Linked DNA regions of Homo sapiens: region 1 is linked to region 2. Evidence: read pairs that join two places in POLR2A ChIA-PET (ENCODE). Cell type or tissue: A673. All regions are shown on one strand. Each heading gives the region's core, and the rest is flanking DNA. Links, peaks and the distances in the headings are about the cores only.

The links. Peaks named below come from ENCODE experiments on the same cell type or tissue, not always from the same donor. Only the 100,000 strongest peaks of a DNase experiment are listed, where the experiment ranks them.
Region 1: POLR2A ChIA-PET joins it to region 2 with 9 read pairs; 2 of 35 experiments call an interaction of 5 or more read pairs at or near these places.

What each region holds. Positions count from the first base shown.
Region 1 is chr1:26,658,333-26,668,184 of GRCh38, reverse strand. No RefSeq gene overlaps it. Among named protein-coding and RNA genes, the nearest start is that of ARID1A, 33 kb to the left of the region's middle. In A673, for the core only: no CTCF peak of the experiment used is centred there; no DNase peak of the experiment used is centred there.
Region 2 is chr1:26,857,254-26,864,174 of GRCh38, reverse strand. It overlaps ZDHHC18 (zDHHC palmitoyltransferase 18), which reads right to left. Exons shown (of 8, transcript NM_032283.3): 8 at 6,571-6,921. It overlaps SFN (stratifin), which reads right to left and starts at 1,026. Exons shown (of 1, transcript NM_006142.5): 1 at 1-1,026. The coding sequence starts at 962. The coding sequence ends at 216. RefSeq lists an enhancer at 462-1,341 and a silencer at 1,211-1,360. In A673, for the core only: CTCF peaks have their summits at 1,279 (motif pointing left) and 2,797; a DNase peak (open chromatin) is centred at 2,804.

The DNA.
Region 1 (9,852 bases), core at 4,050-6,549, 200 kb after region 2:
TAAGGTTATAGATACCCCATTTACTGTGATGTGATCATTACACATTGTTTGCCTGTATCAAAATATCTCATGTACCCCATAAATATGTACATTTACTATGTATCCATAAAAATTAAACATTAAAACATTAAAAATATATTTAAGTCCAGCGTGGTGGCACACGCCTGTAATCCTAGCATTTTAGGAGGCCAAGGCGGGTGGATTGTCTGAGCTCAGGAGTTTGAGACCAGCCTGGGCAACATGGCGAAACTCTGTCTCTCCTAAAAATACAAAAAATTAGTCAGGCATGGTGGTGCACACCTGTAATCCCAGCTACTCTGGAGACTGATGCAGGAGAATCGCTTGAACCTGGGAGGTAGACGTTGCAGTGAGATGAGATTGTGCCACTGAGCTTCGGCCGGGGCGACAGAGGAGACTCTGTCTCAAAAATTAATAAATAAATAAAAATTTAAAAAACAAAACAGGCCGGGAGCGGTGGCTCACGCCTATAATCCCAGCATTTTGGGAGGCCGAGGTGGGCGGATCACCTGAGGTAAGGAGTTCAAGACCAGCCTGGCCAACATGGTGAAGCCCTGTCTCTACTAAAAATACAAAAATTAGGTGGGTGTGGTAGAGGACGCCTCTAATCCCAGCTACTCGGGAGACTGAGGCAGGAGAATCACTTGAACCTGGGAGGCGGAGGTTGCAGTGAGCTGAGATCACACCACTGCACTCCAGCCTGGGGGACAAAGTGAGACTCACTTTGAGTCTCAAAAAAAAAAAAAAAAAATTGCATAGCAATGACTTGAGGAGCAGAGAAATAAAACTCTAGAAGTGACTTATTTTACATTTCCATTTGGGATTCGATTCTAAATACGTCTGACTCCAAAGGATGTATGTTCTTTTTTTCTTTTTTTTTGGGGGGGGGTGGGGACGTACCCAGCCCAAACATGTATGTTCTTAACCACTCTACTATACTGTCTCCTAAAGATTACTTCCTTAGGTTAGATTGCCAGATGTAGAATTACTGAGACAAAGGATATGAACACTTTTCCAGAACAGCTGAATGAAGTCCATGCAGCCAACTGGGCTTGCCATGTACATGGCCCCCTTCTAGGTAAAGTGAGATGCTGTTCTTGCTCAAGTGCGATGACTCATATGACCTGTTTTGAATGAAACAAACCCAGCTATCACAGCTGATTAACCAGTAGCTTAAACATAAGTCAAAGGCCACTATATGCAAGCTACCTACTGCCATTGAGGCAATAGGATATTTTGAACTTCAAAAAATAGCTGTTCAAAAGCAGCACTCAATGTCAAGTAATGGCAAATCAATCCAATCAAATTCTCTCTTTAGGGACATATAATATAAATGCGAAGTGAACAAAGAGAAGGCAAATAACTCAAACTCAAGTTGTTGAGCTTTTAGCATCTGTGTGGTAAGTGTAGAAAATGAATTATTTGGCTGGGCACCGTGGCTCACGACTGTAATCCCAGCACTTTGGGAAGTGGAGGTGGGTGGAACACGAGGTCAAGAGATTGAGACCATCCTGGCCATCATGGCTAAACCCTGTCTCTGTTAAAAATACAAAAATTAGCTGGGCGTGGTGGCACACGCCTGTAATCCCAGCTACTCGGGAGGCTGAGGCAGGAGAATTGCTTGAACCCGGGATGCGGAGGTTGCAGTGAGCTGAGATCGCGCCACTGCACTCCAGCCTGGGTGACAAAGTGAGACTCCATTAAAAAAAAAAAAGGAAAAAAAGAAAATGAATTATTTATGGAGAAGCTTTCAATTGTCATCCAAAGAGTGAACCCAGGCCAGGCGCGGTGGCTCACATCTGTAATCCTAGCACTTTGCGAGGCCAAGGTGGGTGTATCACTTTGGGTCAGGAGTTCGAAACCAGCCTGGCCAACATGGTGAAACCCTGTCTCAACTGAAAATACAAAAAAATTCGCTGGGCATGGTGGTGGGCGCTGTTAATTTCACCTACTTGGGAGGCTGAGGCACAAGAATCACTTGAACCCTGGGGGTCAGAAGTTGCAGTGAGCCGAGATCATGCCATTACACTCCAGCCTGGGCAACAGAGCGAGACTCCATCTCAAAAAAAAAAAAAGAATGAACCCAAACACTTCTTGAAAACAAGCTCACCCTGCTAGGAGCCCAGGTATAGCACATTGAGGCCAAGTCATTTATACTGTCAGAAAAATATAACCATATGATGGTTGGGCACAGTGGCTCACACCTGTAATCCCAGTACTTTGGGAAGCCGAGGCCGGCAGATCACATGAGGCCAGGAGCTCGAGACCAGCCTGGCCAACATGGTGAAACCCTTTCTCTAATAAAATTACAAAAATTAGCCAGGTGTGGGCCGGGTACAGCGGCTCACACCTGTAATCCCAATACTTTGGGAGGCCGAGGCAGGCAGAACACCAGAGATCGGGAGTTTGAGACCAGTCTGACCAACATGGAGAAACCCTGTCTCTACTAAAAATACAAATATTAGCTGGGTGTGGTGGCACGAGCCTGTAATCCCAGCTACTCAGGAGGCTAAGGCAGGACAATCGCTTGAACCCGGGAGGCAGAGGTTTTAGTGAGCCGAAATCGTGCCACTGCACTCTAGCCTGGGAAACAGAATGAGACTGCGTCTCAAAAACAAAACAACAACAACAAAAAATTAGCCAGGTGTGGTGGGGCACACCTGTAATCCCAGCTACTCAGGGGGCTGAGGCACAAGAATCACTTGAACCCGGGAGGCGGAGGTTGCAGTGAGCTGAGATCATGCCATTGCATTCCAATCTGGGCGATAGAGCAAGACTCCATCTCGAAAAAAAAAGAAAAGAAAAATATAACCATATGAACCATTCCTTAAGAAGAAAGAAGTTTTCAAAGGGAAACAGAGTCATTCCATCAGATCAAATCATTATACTGATAAAAACTTTAAATAAATTTTCTTTTGTTTCAAGGGGGGAAAATGAAGTTAGAATTGCTAATCAACCTGGCCTCTAAACCTCTAAACTCCATCTCTCCTCAAACCTTAACAGCTTTTTCCTGCTCTGCTCTCTCAGCTAACGAATTTGCCTTTTACGTCATTGGGAAAACATAGGCAAGCAGATAGGAACTTTGTCATCCTCTCACCACCAAATCCCCCAACCTACCTGCATCAGAACCCATATCCTGTCTTCCCTCCTGTGACAAGGGGAGAAGTGAGGCTGTTCCAAAGCCAATCATTCCATCTGGGCTCTGTTTCCCATCCCCTCTAGCCTAGTCATGGGCTTTGCAGCTGAAAATTTCCCAAATCTCTCCTGATTCATCAATTTCTTCCTTTCTATTGAAAATATACAAGCATGTTCTAGTTTCTCTTTCCCAATACTTAAAAAACTCTTCTGGGAAATTAAGGGAAGAAAAGTAACTTTCGAGTGGAGGTGGTTTTTAAAGTTTGACACAAAACTTGGATAAATTCAACTATACAAGAATAAAAAATTTCTGCAGGAAAAAACAATCACCATTAACAAAATGAAAAGACACTCACAACTCACATGACAGAGGGATAATGTGCCTAATATATTAAGAGCTCCTATAGGCTGGGCTCAGTGGCTCACGCCTGCAATCCCAGCACTTTGAGAGGCCGAGGTGGGCGGATCGCTTGAGCCCAGGAGCTGGAGACCAGCCTGGGCAACATGGTGAAACCCCCCTGTCTCTACAAAACACACACACACACACACACACACACACACACACACACACACACACACACACATTAGCTGGGCACAGTGGCACGCCCTTGTAGTCGCAGCTACTCTGGAAGCTGAGGTGGGAGGATTGCTTGAGCCCAGCAGGCAGAGGTTGCAGTGAGCTGAGATCACACCACTGCACTACAGCCTGGCCAAAGAGCTACAAATCAATAAGAAAAAGACCAACAATTCATTAGAAAAATGAGCAAAGGGGCCAGGCGCGGTGGCTCATGCCTATAATCCTAGCACTTCGGGAGGCTGAGGAGGGCGGATTACTTGAGGCCAGGAGTTCCGAGACCAGCCTGGCCAACGTGGTGAACCCCATCTCTACTAAAAATACAAAAATTAGCCGGGCGTGGTGGCGCACACCTATTAATCCCATCTACTCGAGAGGCTGAGGCAGGACAATTGCTTGAACCCAGGAGGCAGAGGTTGCAGTGAACCGAGATCATGCCACTGTACTCCAGCCTTGGCAACAGAGCGAGACTCTGTCAAAAAAAAAAAAAAAAAAAAGGAAAAAGAAAAAGAAAAGAAAAATTAGCAAAGGGTAGGAAGAGACAATTCAAAGAAAAAGGAATACAAATAGCTTTTAAAGTTTTGGAAATATGTTCAACTTCACTCAAAAGAAATTAAAATTAAATAAGTACACCAAAAGACCATTTTTCACTTATCAGATTGGCAAAGATAAAAAACTGAGGCCTGAGAATCGCTTGAACCTAGGAGGGGGAGGTTGCAGTGAGCCAAGATTGCACCACTGCACTCCAGCCTGGGCGACAGAGTGAGACTCCATCTTAAAAATAAATAAATACGCAGTGGATCATGCCTGTAACCCCAGCACTTTGGGAGGCTGAGATGGGCGGATCACTAGGTCAGGAGATTGAGACCATCCTGTCTAACACGGTGAAACCCCATCTCTACTAAAAATACAAAAAAATAGCCGGGCGTGGTGGCGGGTGCCTGCAGTCCCAGCTACTCAGGAGGCTGAGGGCAGGAGAATGGTGTGAACCCTGGTGGCAGAGCTTGCAGTGAGCAGAGATGGCGCCACTGCACTCCAGCCTGGGCGAGAGTGCGAGACTCATCTCAAAAAAAAGATAAAAAATTGATAACACACTATATAGGGAAGCAGGCCTTCTCATCATTGCTGGTGGGAGAGACATTGGTACAAATTCCACAGAAGCTTTTTTTTTTTTTTTGAGATGGAATCTTGCTCTGTCACCCAGGCTGAAGTGCAGTGACACAATCTTGGCTCACTGCAACCTCCATCTCTCAGGTTTAAGAGATTCTGCCCACCTCAGCCCCCCTAGTAGCTGGCACTACAGGTGCATGCCACCATGCCCAACTAATTTTTGTATTTTTTGGTGCAGACAGGGTTTCACCATTTTGGCCAGGCTGTTCTCAAACTCCCGAACCCAGGTGACTCACCCGCTTTGGCCTCCCAAAATGCTGGGATTACAGGCATGAGCCACCGCACCCGGCCCCATAGAAGCATTTTGGCACCTTATCTATCAAAGTCGCAAATGTACTTACCCTTTGACTCAGCAGTTCTTCTAAGTAATTTTATCCTACAAATACATTGCCACACATATGAAATACTCTATGTAAAAAATTATTCATTGCACCTTTACTTGTAATAGCAAAAGATTGGAAACAACCTAAATATTCATCAATAGGAGTCACTAAGGGATTGAATAAATAAATTAAGGTGTAACAATACAATGGAGCCATAAATAAAGCAATTCAGAGAATCAGCGAAGCAGAAAAAAAAAAAGAAAAAAACTTCAAAAAAAAAAAAAAGAAAGTGAAAGACCTTTCTATATAAATATATGGAACAATCTCCAAGATAGATAGATAAGTAGAAAAGCAAGGGACAGAAACAGTGTGTACAATGAGTTGCCATTTGTGTATTTGTTTAGAAAGAAGGAAGGTAGAAGAACACACACACAATTGCTTGTATATACAGAGAATATTTCCAGAAGGATTCATAAGAGCCTAGAAATATTGAATTCAGGGAGAAAAACACTGTGGCTGAAGGAAAGGTGTGTCAGTGAGACTTTTCACTGTATATCCTTTGGTATCTTTAAAATTTTGTACCATGTGATATAATCTATTCAAAAACTTGTTTTTGGCTGGGCATGGTGGCTTACGCCTATAATCCCAACACTTTGGGAGGCCAAGGCAGGCAGATCATTTGAGCCCAGGAGCTGGAGACCAGCATGGGCAACATGGCGAAACCCCCCGGTCTCTACAAAAAATTTAACAATTAGCCGGTCATAGTGGTGTGCACCTATAGTCCCAGCTACTTGGGAGGCTGAGGTGGGAGGATTGCTTGAGCTTCAGAAGTCGAGGTTCCAGTGAACTGTGATAGTGCCACTGCACTCCAACCTGGGCAACAGAGTGAGGCCCTGTGTCTAAATAAATAAATAACAAAACAAAAACAGTATTCAACCCTGTTGACTACTCTCCCCTTGAAATAACTTCTTTCTTTCTGGTATTTTTTAGATACAATGTCTCACTCTGTCACCCAGGCTGGAGGGCAGTGGTGCAATTCACTGCAACGTCAGGCTCTGGGCTCAACCGATCCTCCCACCTCAGCCTCCCGAGTAGCTGGGACTACAGGTGCAGGCCATCATCCCCGGCTATTTTTTATTATTAATTTTTGGAGAGATGGAGTTTTGCCATGTTGCCTAGGCTGGTCTCTAACTCCTGAACTCAAGCAATCCTCCCTCCTCAGCCTCCCAAAGTGCTGGGATTACAGGCATGAGCCACTGCGCCCAGCCAAAATAATTTCGTTCTCACCTTCTAGGGCACCATTCTTCTGGTGTTCTTCTTGCCTCCTTGGCCACCCTCAGTCATCTTGGTTGGATCCTCTTCTTCCTTGACCTAACTTCTAAACATTCACTCTACCTTTTGCTCTTTTCTACTCTATCCATAGTTTGCCCTAGGTGATTCCATCCAGCCCCATACTTTAAATACCATCTATCTTCCATTGACTACCTAATTTATAATCCAGCCTTACCTCTTTTCCTTGAGCTCCTAGTCTCATATATTAAATACACATGACGAATCACTGACATATCTAGTAGGCATCTCAAACTACTTAATATATCTAAAACAGAACTTTTGATTTTTCTTCCTGGAACCTCTATCTTAATCTCAGTCTTCTCTAGCTCAGTAAAAGGCTCTTCTGAATATTCAAAGTTGCTTGAGTCAAGATCCTAGGAATCACCTTCAATGCTTCTTTGATACCTATATCAAATCATCAGCAAGTTCGTTCAGTTTTGCTTTAAAAATATAGCTTAAATCCATTCACTTTTTTTTTGGTGGGGGGGGATGGGAGTCTCGCTCTGTCGGCTAGGCTAGAGTGCAGTGGTGTGATCTCAGCTCACTGCAACCCGCCTCCTGGGTTCAAGTGATTCTCCTGCCTCAGCCTCCCAAGTAGCTGGGATTACAGGCATGCGCCACCATGCCCAGCTAATTTTTGCATTTTTGGTAGAGATGGGGTTTCACCATGTTGGCCAGGCTGGTCTCGAACTTCTGGCCTCAAGTGATCTGCCCTCCTCGGCCTCCCAAAATGTTGGGATTACAGGCGTGAGGCACTGCACCTGGTGATTCACTTGTTATGTCTACAGCTTTCTAGCCTGAAGCACCATTATCTTTCTAGTGTGGTACTCATCTTTTTGCTATTATTGATAATTTAGTATTTCTACCTCCCTAAATAGACACTGAACCTGTCAAAAGGAGAGCCCATGTCTCAGTTGTCTAGTTACAATACAGTGCTTAGTATGTTATGCCCTACATAATAATAAATATTTAATAAATATTTGCTGAATAAATAAATAAATACATGATTGGAGGAATAAATGAGTGAATGGTGACAAGAACACCATGACTCAGATAGCTAACAGCACCCATAACTGGTGTCTCTGACATTTCCTTGCAGTTCATTGCTAGAAAGGTAACATCTTTACTAAAGTTTATATAGTAGGCACCCATTAGGTTTTCTGTCCAGCATCCTGTTTTCTGGAAACTCCTTCTACCTACCACCATACTAAATTCACCTGGTAGCAGCAGTAGGACTCTGGCAGCCATTCTGTGAAATTTGTGCGTATCAAAAGACAACGTAAACTAAATCAAATGAAAGGCAATATTTGTAGACAAAAGACAAATACTATGAATGTAAAAGGAACTCCTATAAATTAATAACAAAAAGATAAACAATCCAGCAGAGAAAAATGGACAATGAATAACAGCAGGCAATTTATAAAAGATGAAATAGAAAATGTCAAAAATCAGATGCGCAACTTCACTAGTAATCATGAAAATACAAAATACTTTTGGCTAGGCATGGTAGTTCACACCTGTAATCTCAGCACTTTGGGAGGCCAAGGTGGGCAAATCGCTTCAGCGCAGGAGTTCGAAACCAGCCTGGGCAACATGGTGGAAAGCCTGTCTCTACAAAAAACTTAAAAATTAGCTGGATATGATGGTGTACCCCTGTAGTCCCAGCTACTTGGGAGGCTGAGGTGGGAGGATGGCCTGAGTCCAGGAGGCAGAGGTTGCAGGGAGCTGAGATCATGCCACTGCACTCCAGCCTGAAAGACAGAGGAAGACCCTATCTCAAAAATAAAATAAAAGTCGGATGTGGTGGCTCACGCCTGTAATCCCAGCACTTTGGGAGGCTGAGGCAGGCAGATCACTTGAGATCAGGAGTTCAAAACCAGCCAGGCCAACATGGTGAAACCCCGTCCGTACTGCAAATACAAAAATTAGCTGGGTGTGGTGGCGCATGCCTGTAGTCCCAGCTACTGGGGAGGCTGAGGCAGGAGAATCACTTGAACCCAGGAGGCAGAGGTGGAAGTGACCTGAGATCGTGCCACTGCACTCCAGCCTGGGTGACAGAGCGAGACTCCATCTCAAAAATAAAATAAAGGGCTGGCCACGGTGGCTCACGCCTGCATTCCCAACACTTTGGGAGGCCGAGGTAGGTGCATCACCTGAGATCAGGAGTTTGAGACCAGCCTGACCAACATGGCAAAACCCCATCTCTACTAAAAATACAAAAATTAGCCGGGTGTAGTGACAGGCGCCTGTAATCCCAGCTACTTGGGAGGCTGAGGCAGGGAGAATCGCTTGAACCCCGGGAGGCAGAGGTTGCAGTGAGCTGAGATCATGCCGTTCCACTGCCCCCTGGGCAACAGAGCGAGACTGTCTCAAAAACAAAAATCAAAAACGTTTATAACATTTTAAATTTATCATTTTAACCTCCCCCCTTTTTTTTTGAGATGCAGTCTCGCTCTGTCGCCAGGCTGGAGTGCAGTGGCGCCATCTCGGCTCACCGCAACCTCCGCCTCCCAGGTTAATGTGATTCCCCTGCCTCAGCCTCCCCCTGCCCCCATTTTTTTTTTTTTTTGAAACGGAGTTTCACTCTTGTTGCCCAGGCTGGAATGCAATGGCTCGATCTTGGCTCACTGCAACCTCTGCCTCCTGGGTTCAAGAGATTCTCCTGCCTCAGCCTCCCAAATAGCTGGGATTACAGGCATGCGCCACCATGCCTGGCTAATTTTTTGTATTTTTAGTAGAGATGGGGTTTCACCACACTGGTCAGGCTGGTCTCGAACTCCTGACCTCAAGTGATCCACCCCCCCCCGGCCTCCCAAAGTGCTGGGATTACAGGCGTGAGCCATCACGCCCGGCCAGTTTTAACCCTTTTTGATTGTACAATTCAGTGGCAACCATCACCATTACCCATCTCCAGAACATTTTTGTCACCAAAACTTAAACTCTATACCCATTAAACAATAATTCTTCTGGCCGGGTGTGGTGGCTCATGATTGTATTCCCAGCACTTCGAGAGGTTGAGGCAGAAGGATTGTTTGAAACCAGGAGTTTGAGATCAGCCTGGGAAACTTGGCAAAATCTCATCTCTACTAAAAACACACACACACACACAAAATTAATTGGGCATCGTAGTGCATGCTTATAGTCCCAGCTACCTGGGAGGCTGAGGTGGGAGGATCACCTGAACCTAGGAGGTCGAGGCTGCAGTGAGCTGTGATCACGTCACTGCAGTCCAGCCTGGGCAACAGAGTGAGACCTTGTCTCAGAAAAAAATAAAAAATAAAACTACTAATTCCCTTACCC
Region 2 (6,921 bases), core at 1,257-3,756:
TGGGGGCATGACCAGTGGTTAGGTGCGCTCAACAGCTGCAAGAAGAGTGGGATCCCCAGCCCCAGGTGGCCTCAGCTCTGCCAGTCCCTCTCCACGGAGCCCTTTGGAGCAAGAACAGCGCCTAGGGGAGAAGGGTGGGGCCTCCCACCCCATACTAGTCCTCTCGGCAGGGTGGGGGACTGGAGGGGGCAGGGCGGGGCGGTGGCGGGCAACACTCAGCTCTGGGGCTCCTGGGGAGCCTCGCCCCCCTCTTCCCCGGCGTTGTCGGCCGTCCACAGTGTCAGGTTGTCTCGCAGCAGCTGCATGATGAGGGTGCTGTCTTTGTAGGAGTCCTCGCTGAGGGTGTGCAGATCAGCCATGGCCTCGTCGAAAGTGGTCTTGGCCAGAGAGATGGCCTCCTCGGGGCTGTTGGCGATCTCGTAGTGGAAGACGGAAAAGTTCAGGGCCAGGCCCAGGCGGATGGGGTTGGTGGGCGGCATCTCCTTCTTGCTGATGTCCATGGCCTCCTGGTAGGCTGACCGGGCTGAGTCAATGATGCGCTTCTTGTCGTCACCGGTGGCCACCTCGGCCAGGTAGCGGTAGTAGTCACCCTTCATCTTCAGGTAGAAGACCCGGCTCTCGGCGTCCCCGGCCTCCTTGATGAGGTGGCTGTCCAGCAGGCCCAGCACGGTGTCGCACACGCCCTGGAGCTCAGTCTCCACCTTCTCCCGGTACTCACGCACCTCGGGCCCCTTCTCCTCCGAGCCCTCCTCGTTGCTTTTCTGCTCAATACTGGACAGCACCCTCCAGGCAGCCCTCTGGCCGCCCACCACGTTCTTATAGGCTACTGAGAGCAGGTTTCGCTCTTCGCAGGAGAGCTCCTCGCCCTTCTCCACGGCGCCTTTCATGAAGGCTGCCATGTCCTCATAGCGTTCGGCCTGCTCTGCCAGCTTGGCCTTCTGGATCAGACTGGCTCTCTCCATGGCTCTGGGGACACACAGGCGGGCGGCGGGCTAACTGCTGCCTGGGACCAATGCCGGACTCTGTGTCTCTCCTGCTCTTGGCCTGCCTTTTGGCTGGGTGGCCAGGCCCAGAGAAGGGTGGGGAGGAGCAGGGGGCGGGACCAGGGCCCAAGACCTGCCTCCCTCTCCTCTCTTCCCCACACCCTTTCCGGCTCTGCAGTAAAGGTAAAAAGGCTGGGATGTGGGGGTGAATCATCAGAACAGTCAGCAGGAGAAATCTGGGCGTGGGCCCCACCTGCACTGGCACCTTTCCAGGCTCCAGGCTGCCCCCTCTTGTTCGGGGCTGGCATCACATGGCTGCCCACATCAGGAAACGGCTTCTCAAATCAGATCCACTTTCACAGTGCCCTTCCAGGGGCTAAGGACGGCTTTAGCCCCTGGCTGCTTCAGCCTCGACAGAGCCCATAAAGGTTCAGGAGGATGGGGTTCCTAATCCTGCCAGGTAACTTCCCCCCTTGGTTCAGGTGAGGATAACTCATGTTTAGGTAGGGCCATGGAGTTTCCCAAGCACTTTCATATTCACGATCGAATTTAATCCCCACCATGTCTCTGTGACACACACAGGACCATAGAGATGGGAACACTAAGTCTCAGAGAGGGGTGAGATTTGCTCAAAGTCACATAGCCACCAATTCCCTGAAACTCCTTTCTGCACCCTCTTCCTTTAGCTTTTCTCCCATTGAGGCCTCTGACCTATGAGCTCCAGACTGTGTTTGGAAGTGAGATCCAGGCTCCTTCTCAGTCTACCTGAAGATGGTTCCATCCTCCAGGCCTCATTCCCCCTCAGGGTCCCCTCTGAGCTCCCAGAATGCGCAGGTGGCAGCTTTCAGAGTGCCGCTTAATGAAGTGTTTAACAAGCAGCCTCTGAAGCTCCAGCCCAGCCTTTGTAATTAGTCACCCAGTAGGTTTGTTGGACACATTTCCCATCACTACACAATTTTCCCTTTCAAGTTGGTGGCCTGTTGCCACTTGTTTGAGGATTTACCCTCTGGCCCTCCACGCCAGGTCACCTGCCCTCTCCAAGCCACATGCCATCAGGTACCAGCGGGGCTCACAGAGGGTGGGGTCCAGCTCCCCGGCTGTCCCACTTTCCTGCCTGACTCAGACTGCTCTCTGTCTGAGGCTGGGAAGCAGTCCAGTTTGATCCCCCAGGGGGGACGCTAGCAACCTGGGGAGAGAGAGGACTGAGAAAGGGAGGTGGCAGTGACACATACCATTCTGTTTTATGGGGCAGCAATTCCAGCTACGTGATGCCTCCCCCAGCCTGTTTCTCAGAAGTTTACTTGTTCTTTCCTTTTTTTTTTTTTTAAATAGAGAGCAGATCTCACTACATTGCCCAGGCAGGTCTCAAACTCCTGGGCTCAAGCGATCCTCCTGCCTCAGCCTCCCAAAGTGCTGGGATTATGGGCATGAGCCACTGTGCCTGGCCTGTTCCTTCCTTTTGACCATTGCCCCATCTCTGACCCCTGGCAGAGTCCTCAGAGATGGAGACCTCTGTTGCCAACGTTCTTTCCCTGCTTGCCGGAGCCCTGGCCTCAAGTTTCATCAAGAGTTTCACCTAAGGGTGTTGGCATTGAGCCTATAGGGATGGATTCCTGCTTATCTGCCCCACCCATAGCCAAAGCTTAGATGGGGCTCAGAGGTAGGGCTCCCTTCACTGGGATTCTGCCGACCTAATAGTTGAGCCAGGATAATTTCACAGGCCTGTGTCTCCCCCAGCTACTCTGAGTGTCTGAACACTCATCTTCCCTCCTGGAGGGAGGCTTAGGCCAGAACTCTGGGGACCAAAGACGAGATCCTTCTCTTTGCCACAAGGAGGAGTAGGGACATGTCTGGGCTAATGCTACAGGGTTTCCAAGGAAGTAAAGGGGATTTTAAGTTTGACGTCCCAAAGATTTTGCTCAAATCAGAGAACTGACACAGAAAACAATAGGAACCACACTAAAATACCAACTTCTAGAGGGTATCTTGAGGTAGTGAGAGTGAGTGATTTTGCTTCCCTTTGATTTTCTTTCTTCTCAATTTCCTTTTTAGAGATAGGGTCTTACTCTGATGTCCAGGCTGAAGTACAGTGGTATGATCACAGCTCACTGCAGTCTCAACCTCCTTGGCCTCAGGTGATCCTCCTGCCTCAGCTTCCTAAGAATAAGGTGCTCACCACAACGCCCAGCTAATTTTTGTATTTTTTTGTAGAGACAGGGTCTCACCATGTTGCCCAGGCTGGTCTCGAACTTCTGGGTTCAAGCAATCCTCCTGCCTTGGCTTCCCAAAGTGCTGGGATTACAGGTGTGAGTCACTACACCTGGCCCTTTTGATTTTCTTATTCTCTCCAATTTATAAATAGTGAATATAGGTCGGACGCGGTGGCTCACGCCTGTCATCTCAGCACTTTGGGAGGCTGAGGTGGGTGGATCACAAGGTCAGGAGATCGAGACCATTCTGGCTAACCCAGGAAAACCCTGTCTCTACTAAAAATACAAAAAATTAGCCGGGCATGGTGGCACATGCCTGTAGTCCCAGCTACTCGGGAGGCTGAGGCAGGAGAATCGCTTGAACCCGGGAGGCGGAGCTTGCAGTGAGCCGAGATGGCGCCACTGCACTCCAGCCTGGGTGACAGAGCAAGACTCCGTCTCAAAACAAAACAACAACAAAAAAGTGAATATGTATTGTTTGTCTATGAGATACAGAATAGACTAGTATCTTTGGAATCAGACTGCCTAAATGTAATTCTTATAGCTGTTTGTGGCCTTGGCCAAGTGATTTAAGCTCTGTGAGCCTCAGTTCCTGTAACTATAAAATGGGACTTGTGAGGATTACACGAGTTAATGGAAAGCACAGTAGAATGGATGGCAACTATTATTATTATTATTTTCTTTTTTTTGAGACGGAGTTTCGCTCTTGTCACCCAGGCTGGAGTGTAGTGGCACAATCTCAGCTCACTGCAACCTCCACCTCCTGGGTTCAAGTGATTCTCCTGCCTCAGCCTCCCGAGTAGCTGGGATTACAAGGGTGCACCACCACACCCAGCTAATTTTTGTATTTTTTTTTTTTTTAAGTAGAGATGTGGTTTCACCATGTTGGCCAGGCTGGTCTCGAACAGCTGACCTCAAGTGATCCACCTGCCTCAGCCTTCCAAAGTGCTGAAATTATAGGCATAAGCCACCATGCCCGGCCAGATGACAACTATTATTATCATGTGAAAAAATCCCGTCAACTTTATTATGATCAACATATACTCACAAAGCACTAACATAGAGTTAGGTTCTGTGAAATGAGGAAGGACCCCAAGCCAGGACTTAGCCAAAGGCCAGACCTTCCCAGCTGGGTGTCTACAGGGGAGAGGAAGCAGTTTGCCCATAGCCTTCTCTCTCCAGATGGATGAATGGCCAGATGTGCTCAGCACTGCCTCCTTCCTCTCCATCTAGGACAGGCGTGTCCAATCTTTTGGCTTCCCTGGGCCACATTGGAAGAATTGTCTTGGGCCACACATAAAATATACCAACACTACCAATAACTGATGAGCTAAAAAAAAAAAAAAATTTGCAAAAAAATCTCATAATGTTTTAAGAAAGTTTACTAATTTGTGTTGGGCTGCATTCAAAGCCATTCTGGGCCACATGCAGCCTGTGGGCCGTGGGTTGGACAAGCTTGATCTAGGATATTCCTGTGACCTCAGCAGGTCCTGGAACCTCAGGGGCCTTCATTTGTACTAGTCATCCAGCCGGGGCTTCCCCAAGTCCTGGGGAAAGCTGGAGATCCCAGGACACTGGGAACCTGGAAGGCAGGCCCAGGAACTTTGGAGCCTGAGTCCAGGGAGGGACCATTTGCTTCCCGCCACTTAAGCCAGAGGACCTGGTGGTGGTTCACGCCCTCCGCATAGCCATGAGCAAGGGCAAGGAAGCCCCTTCATTCCTACTCCTCCCCTGCTGGAGCTCAGGGGTGCATCTGGGAGCCAGGCTGCCTGATACCTCCTGCCCGCTCTGGCCTGTTGATCCTGACTCAGTTCCTGTCTCAGGTACCTCCCTTTGCCTCTGGGCCTCCATTTCCCAAGTTCAGGAGCTCAGACGGGCAGGAGGCAGCAGGCCCTGGCAGGGCATGGAGCTCCACAGTCAGCTGTCTGAGTCAGCAGGACAGGAGCTGGGGTTGCAGCTCAAAGGGGCTTTCCTCATTCTGCCTGCTACCTCCCCACCCTCCTGTACAGCATCCATTCTACCAGCAGGCTCAGGGGCTCTGGCCCCATAGTCAACCAATCCTTCTTAGCTGGTAATAATAGGCTTTGAAGGGTTGTGATGAAGAAAGCAGCAACCATTTGCTCTCTACCTCCACTGAGGACAGAGGACAGGGCTCTGATAGCAGTGGGAGGGACACCAGGTAGATTCTAGAAAGAACTTCCTAAGAAATGTTTCTGTCTTGGAATGATCAAATTAAACAGGTGGCCAGAGGAAGCTCTAGCACCTTTTCCCACTGGCTAGTTGTGAACAAGAGTCCAGTTACCTAGCCAAGAGCTTACTTTACTGGTTACCTTTGGGAAGGGATATTAAATTATTTTAATTATTTTTGTGGCTCCTTGTGGAGCAGGGCGACCCCATAGGCAGTGTGCCCAGAGTAGCTTACATTACTTTTAAGTGATTCGTAGTTCTGATTCTTTTTCTCTTGAAGGCACTGCTGTTTAGAGTATCCCACATCTAAACCAGTCCAGTCTAGAGACAGTGCAGAATTTATGGAGAGAGAATGGAATGAGGTCAGAGTGTGGGACTGCATCCCAGCTCTGTTATAAGGCCTTGGGCAGGTCCCTTCCTGCCTCTGGGCTTCAATTTCTCCATCAGTAAAACAAGGAGGCTGGCCCAGATCAACTCTAAGCCCTCTACTGGCTATGACATTCTCTAATTTTAGGGTTTCTCCAAGATCTCATCCTCCCACCGCTGTATTCATTCCTTGGGTAGTGCAGATGGCTCAGAGCTCGGGGCAGAGATCAGGTTCCGATCTGGGATTTGCTGCTTTGCCAGCTGGGTGACCTTGGGCAGCTCCTGTTTCTTCCTTGAGTCTCAGTTCCCTCATCTGTAAAAAGGCTGACATCATCCTCCTCACAGGTTAAGATGAGAAAATGGGCCCGGGACTCGGCAAGCCCTTGCTGAACGGTAGCGGTAGCTATTTTTTTAGCCCATAGTACAGTGTATGCACATGTGTGTATCTTGATGTAGTGCAGCAACTGGGGAGAGAGAAGTTTCCATGAGATCGTTACCCTGGGCTGGGCTCAGTTCATGGGTATGGCAGTCCCAAACTGGAGTTAAACCCTCTGTCTCAGCCTGCACTGGGACCTATCAGAATCCAGAGGTCAGCTAAGGCTGGGTGGTGTCTGGAATTGAGACCAAGAGTTCTGGAGGGGCAGAGTGAAAAGGATGTCAGCCACTTTTCCTGTGTCCCTCCTGGCTTCGTTGTGCTTGTAAATCTCCAGAGCAGCACTGGCCAGCTGGAAGAAAGCTGGGAGCGAGGGGGAGCCATATGTTCCACACGCCCACTGCAGGTCCCATCCCTGGGCCCCAAAGTAAAGGCGCCACCAGACAGCCAATGGTATGGCAAGAAGAGGGGAATCTTTATTTTGGTTAAAAAAAAAAAAGGTACAGGATAGCAGACAAGCAGCCCCCAGCCCTGGGCTCAGCTGATTTTCCTTGGCTCAGCTCTTTCCTTTAGTCCCCTGAAGTGTATGGGGCTGTGCACGGCTAGCTTGGTCCCTCAGTGCCTAGAGCAAAGGAGGCACGCACCCTCCCTACATCCTACCTACTCTGGTGGAGGGTTGGGGGTGGGAGGTGGACAGGCCGTGGGAACAGTATCAAGCCAGTTGTGCTTAGAACAGTCACCAAACTTGTTCAGCAGCGTCATCCACCATCAACACCCCAGACAGCTCCTGAGGAAACCTGCT